2 separate regions of the Homo sapiens genome follow, and region 1 is linked to region 2. Evidence: chromatin loops called from intact Hi-C (ENCODE). Cell type or tissue: ascending aorta. All regions are shown on one strand. Each heading gives the region's core, and the rest is flanking DNA. Links, peaks and the distances in the headings are about the cores only.

Region 1 (2,918 bases), core at 108-2,607, 98 kb before region 2:
AATTGCTTGGACCCAGGAGACAGAGGTTGCAGTGAGCCGACACAGTGCCACTGCACTCTAGCCTCGGCGACAGAGTGTGACTCTGTCTCAAAAAAAAAAACTGAAAAACAAGAGGTGATTTTCTTAAAAGAAAAAAAGAGAGTGCCATGGGGGAAAGGGGAGAAAAGAAGAAGGAAGGCACCAAGCTTGGGTATCAGGCATAGACAGAGAAACAGGAGAGTAAACTATGTCCCAGGAGCCAAGAGAGAATTATTTCAAGGGGCAAAGAGCTGCTGTGACCTCATTTTAACAACATTACCACTGCTTAGAACAACTTTGGACCTCCACTTTTGGAGTCATCTGCTTTGAAATATCCCTCAGCTGGGGCAAAGCCTGTTTCTTTAAAGGCGAACTTAATTTCTGATAACAAGAACAGGTTCCTTAAAAACAAATCTAGTGAATCTAGTGGTCAGCTCATGCCTATTTTGGTCAAAAGAACCAATTATGACATTAAAATAATGGGACTGGCTTTTGTGTGTGGCCTTCAAAGGAGGTTTGAAGACATTTCCAAAATGTGTCAGCCCTGACACTTTTTCAGAATAAGCTTCATAAGATAAAACCTTCAATAACATTACACATTTGGATTAATAACTCCGGGCTTTTATTTTTCATATTCCATCTACTTTGGTTAAATGTTAAATCTTGCCGGGTATGGTGGCTCATGACTGTAATCCCAAAACTTTGAGAGGCCAAGGCAGGTGGATCATCTGAGGTCAGGAGTTTGAGACCAGCCTGACCAATATGGTGAAACCCCATCTCTACTAAAATTACAAAAATTAGCCGGGCGTGGTGGCATGCGCCTGTAGTCCCAGCTACTCGGGAGGCTGAGGCAGGAGAATCGCTTGAACCCGGGAGGTGGAGGTTGCAGTGATCCGAGATCACGCCACTGCACTCCAGCCTGGGCAACAGAATGAGACTCCGTCTCAAAAAAAAAAAAATTACATCTTTGGTGTCTTGGAGCTTCAGTCTATTTTCTATAATCCAAATATAAGCAAAGCAGTAATAAACAGCATGGTAGACAGCAGGGGAAAGAGCATAGGCTCTGGAGTCGGCCTGGCCGAGTTATAATCTTACTTCCCTCGCAACTTCTGCTGTCCAAATTGGGTCAAACTACTTCATTTCTTCAGGGCTCAGTGTTTTATAGGGTTATTGGGAGGATTAGAGATGACACATACAAGATGCTGTGCCTGGTACCTAGAACATGATAGGAACTCATAGCTTATCCTAATGGAGATGTCATAATGATACAACTTTATCTCTTGGTTCAGCAGACATGCCTTCCCTCTTAGAACATCAAATGAGATAAGAAAATAACTAGTGGATTTTTAGCATCATGAGGAGAGTACATTACTCAGGCCCTACCTCACCAAAGGGAGGGAGTTCTTCTAGTCAGTGCTAAACAAGTATTTTAAGAGTGTGTGTTATTTTGTGCCTAACTGAGATGGAGATTGGCAAGCTGAAGAAATTGGGATTTGGCCAAGAACCAGTGCTTGTTGTTTAGTAGAGAGGTGATAGGGAACTATGATCCTGCCAGTTTGGAGGGACGTAACATGAAATGACTTCTTGGTCCAAGCTGGCTACAGCTGTTCCAAAAAAGATGACAAAGGCTGCTGATTCAGAGGGGGATACTCACCCAGGCTGTCACGTCTGTCTCTCCACCAAGCAAGACTTTTTTAATCCTCTAACACAACAGCAACACAAAATTTACTGTCTGCAGGCACAATGCTAAGGCACTTTGTGCACACTAAATCGTTAGGCACTGAAAACAACCCTGTAAGGTAGTACTCTGATTCATCTGCACTTTATGGGTTAAAGTAACCGAAACCTAAAGAGGTTAAGTTAATCTGCCCCAAGCCACAGAACTGGCAAGTGGCAGAACAGGAATTCAAACTGGCTTCAGAGCCCACCCAGTCTTTGCAAGCCTACTTTCTAATGCCTGAATTCCTTCTCTTTAGGAAGAATTATCTGTGTAAAGTTGGGAGAGACATCTCAGCAATTATGGTGCAGCACTGACTATATCAATAAAATTAAAGTAGCCAGTATCTTTCACCAAAGACCTGCATCACAAAGTGGTGAGAAGAGAAAAAAACATAGATCACCAGGGAGAAAGGGAAAAAGCCTAGGTTTGGTCAAATCTGCGATGAAGGCACAGAGTGAATTAAATTCAAGCTTCTTCACTACTGTTCATTATTCGGCTCATTCTAGGCAGTAGGGAGGGAGTTGTTATAAAGCAGGAGCTTATAACAGCTTTTAGACTCTGCTTAAGTCAAAAATCATCAAGAATCATCAAAAAGCATCAAGGAAAATACACAGAACAAGCAGTCACCCTGCTGTGCTCTCCCTGATGCTTTTTGGTGGTCATGTGGCTGTGACTAGACCCTATGAGTTCGGGTTAAGTCCTGGGTTCTTCAGACTGATAAAAGGTTTCTTCTCATGTCTTCCTCTAAGAAGGGCCATCTCCACCCTTTCCAAAGTCCCACTCATCGCTACGAAGGAGTGCTTTCCCCATACTCCCTCATGAGGTGAGGTTGGCTTACCCAGACTGCTTCCCAGCCTTGTTGCGTAGATCTGGACCTCAGACTCTCTGAGGTCTGTGGTAATGGGGATAGATTGAGCTTGGGGGTTCCACCCACTGTGTGTGGTTCCATATAGCCCTTTGTTAGAAAGCACCCAGGGCAGCCAAGAGTGCGTGTTGACTAAGGAGGGTGGCTGCTGCTAGGAACTGTAAGTAAATAAATGGATGTCAGAAGCTTACAATTAAGGAGGGAAACAAAGAATCATTACTCTCCCTTAAGCATGTTGCTTTGGATGTTTTAGCAATGATTATGAAGCATTTACACACAGACTAAACTAAGCTCTTTGTGTTCCTTGCAAGGTAG
Region 2 (2,918 bases), core at 127-2,626:
TTTTATTTCAGCTCAGATATAGCTAAATGCAAGAAATCACTTCCTGACACCTTTCTTCTGCCTGCCCCACCCTAAATCACCATTTTTCAAACAAGCTATGGAATCTACAAAATGGCCTACCTGTGTTCCAAGTTAATTTTGAGAATGGCTTTTTATGGCTGGTTTGTAATCTCTTTAGAAAAGCAAAATTATGATGGAAACTCTATGACATCCTAAGCTGTAAGCACTTGAAGATGAATGTAACTTCAGGTCTGTGAAGCTAAATATTTACCTTCCACATGATTTACTGCGTCTTTGTTCCTTTCCACACTGAGCTTTTTCTTTATGTGCATCCCTTCATCTCCAAGCTACTTTTTAGTAGCCCTGTTATATCAGTGTTTTGTGATGTTACAAAAAAGCAAAGAATGTGAGGTCAAATTTTCCATTACACACTTCAACAGGAATGCCAGGGAACTTAGCCAAACTAAGGCTACAAAAAAAATAAAAATAAAAATTACAGGAAAGATGATTCATTAATCAACAATTGCCTTACCAAGAAAATAGAATTACTTGTATGTATTTGGTTTGGGGAAGGGGGATAAGTGCAGATATCCTGGCTATGAGTGAAATGGAGGTATTTTATGTCTATGTAGCATGGTTTTAGACCTACCAGAGATCTTTTAAACAGTAAAATTCAGGAGAAAGGATAACTCATGTTGTGCCTTGATTTATCTCACCTTTTTCTTCTTTCAACATGAAAGTATATCACATGCTGACCCCAACTACAATTTGATTTAAAAAAATAATGACAGCTGAAAACTAGGATAGAAAGGCACAGGCTGCACCTCAGGAACAGTGAGAACAGGGACCATTGCCATTCCTTCCTCTTTCTTCAGCTATATGATCTGAGTCCCTTTTTATTTCATATATGCCCCCTTCTGCTCCCCTTTCTCTTTATTTTGCCATAAGCTCTGGATCGTAATCCATCCCTAAAACATTGTCATATTAATAGAAATTCTGGAATTTGACCTTTAAATGTAGTCATTATTACATATTAAAGGATCTACAAAGGGCAAAAATTGTGGCAGTAGATGAAAACAATAGCCACTGAAATTTTTTAAAGCCCACAAGCTTGTAAGATTCCTCTTAAACAAACAGAATGATCCAGTCACAGAGCTTAGTGCTGTAAATGTCAATATAAACTTGATTTTTTTTTGTATTCTAATAAGAAGACCAGCCAGTAACAAAAAAACATTGGCTCTGTGACCAGCCAATACCAGATACAGTGAAATCTGTTATCTGATGTTTCGTCAGCTAGCCTGTGAGCACCATCATGTAATAAAATTCTCTAAACTGTGATTCACGGTGCTACAAGATCTTTGTGCACCTTTTGACTAATCAGAGACAAATCATATCAGGCTCTTGTATTATTTTATTACCAAGTGTATTTTATTTTAATTCTTTGGAAATTGGTAATCCATGTATGGTTCAGACATTGTTAACCAGAGTACATAATTAGAACAATTCCAACCATGCCAGATGATACTGTATTTACTGAAGAATTTTATTGCCTTTTATGGAGAACATGAGGGAGGAATAGAGAACAGGTTTTTTTTCTTTTCTTTTGCCACATAGCTGATAACCCAGTTGCTATAACCATTTCTTCCACACAAAGGGACAACAACATGAGAAATACACGTTTTAAAGTTCCTAACAATCGAGTACTTCTTACGGGAAGCTGGGACAGTTCAAGAAAAAAATGGATTGAAGGAGAGGAATAGAGCCAAAGTTCCCAGACCTTGACAACTAGGGCAAATGTAACAAGTCCACATTCATCATGGAAAAATGTAAAGTCCTACATGTTTGTGGAAGAAAATGACTGCATTCGCAGAACAAGAGGGATAAAGGGCTAACATAGCCTGTGCTGGTCACAGCCTTCTTTGCTCATCTCTCTTTACCTCAATGTGAAGATCAGTGACAGACCCCCTGAGCAGGGAATGTTTTTTGAATTATAATGATGGAGACAAGTATCCTGTGTCTCAAATTGACAAGAAGTACTCCCCAGTCCTCAAAGCTCAGAGAGGCTTTCTTCAGGCATATCCAGTATTTCATTCTTTACTGTGTTGTGCCTTATCTGCTCTCTGTACATACAAGTAAGGAAAAGAGAAAATATATGCAGAAAATCATGTCCAGTAAGTTTTATTCCCCTTTGAAAGATTATATTTTGTCTTTTGAAAGTCTCTCTGTCTCTGTTCTTTTCAGCTATATTAAATATTTGTTTCCTTCGTTCTTGAATCTCATTTTCTTGAGGCTTATAGCAGCTCAGCAGTCTCTAAGGTCTCTTTTCCCTCATCCATACTCTCACTTCTCTATTTTTGACTACTTTTGCAGGCCAGTAGGTATTTATTATGTCTCATTTGCTGTGGGAGACAGGCTCCACCCCATCCTACCATACTCCCAGACTTTATTCCTTTTAACCATCTAACTAGCCATCCATTTGAGTCAGTTAGGACATGGAGACTTGAGAAATTTACATCCCTGGAAGGTGATTATGATATGTTGAATTTATTTTTTAAAACTTTTTTTACAAAATGACAAAAAATTGTGTATATTTAGGGGATACAATGTGATATTTTAATCTCTGTATACATTATAGAAAGAATCAATCAAGCTAGTTAACATATCCATCACCTCACCAACTTATTTTATTGTGACAAGAACATTAAAAATCTATCCTTTTAGCAATTTTGAAATATGCAGTATGTTATTTTGAATAACTGTAGTCATTATGCAGTGCAATAGAGATCAGCTTTTTAGATTCTACATAGAAATGAGATCATACATACTTGTCTTTCTGTGCCTAGCTTATTTCACTTAGCATGATGTCCTCCAGTTCCATCCACGTTGTTGGAAGGACAGAATTTCCTTCTGTTTGAAGG

The links. Peaks named below come from ENCODE experiments on the same cell type or tissue, not always from the same donor. Only the 100,000 strongest peaks of a DNase experiment are listed, where the experiment ranks them.
Region 1: it touches region 2 in a loop (4-fold over the local background); 20 of 110 quality-filtered maps call a loop at or near these places.

The regions. Positions count from the first base shown.
Region 1 is chr3:99,942,740-99,945,657 of GRCh38, forward strand. The region is part of intron 1 of CMSS1 (cms1 ribosomal small subunit homolog); the gene reads left to right. All of the region lies in intron 1 of FILIP1L (filamin A interacting protein 1 like), which reads right to left. All of the region lies in intron 1 of LOC105374010 (a long non-coding RNA gene), which reads left to right. Among named protein-coding and RNA genes, the nearest start is that of MIR3921, 20 kb to the right of the region's middle. In ascending aorta, for the core only: no CTCF peak of the experiment used is centred there; a DNase peak (open chromatin) is centred at 1,522; H3K27ac peaks cover 2,500 bases.
Region 2 is chr3:100,041,115-100,044,032 of GRCh38, forward strand. The region is part of intron 1 of CMSS1 (cms1 ribosomal small subunit homolog); the gene reads left to right. All of the region lies in intron 1 of FILIP1L (filamin A interacting protein 1 like), which reads right to left. It overlaps LOC105374010 (a long non-coding RNA gene), which reads left to right. Exons shown (of 5, transcript NR_189163.1): 5 at 1-279. Among named protein-coding and RNA genes, the nearest start is that of FILIP1L, 72 kb to the right of the region's middle. In ascending aorta, for the core only: no CTCF peak of the experiment used is centred there; a DNase peak (open chromatin) is centred at 1,257; H3K27ac peaks cover 2,500 bases.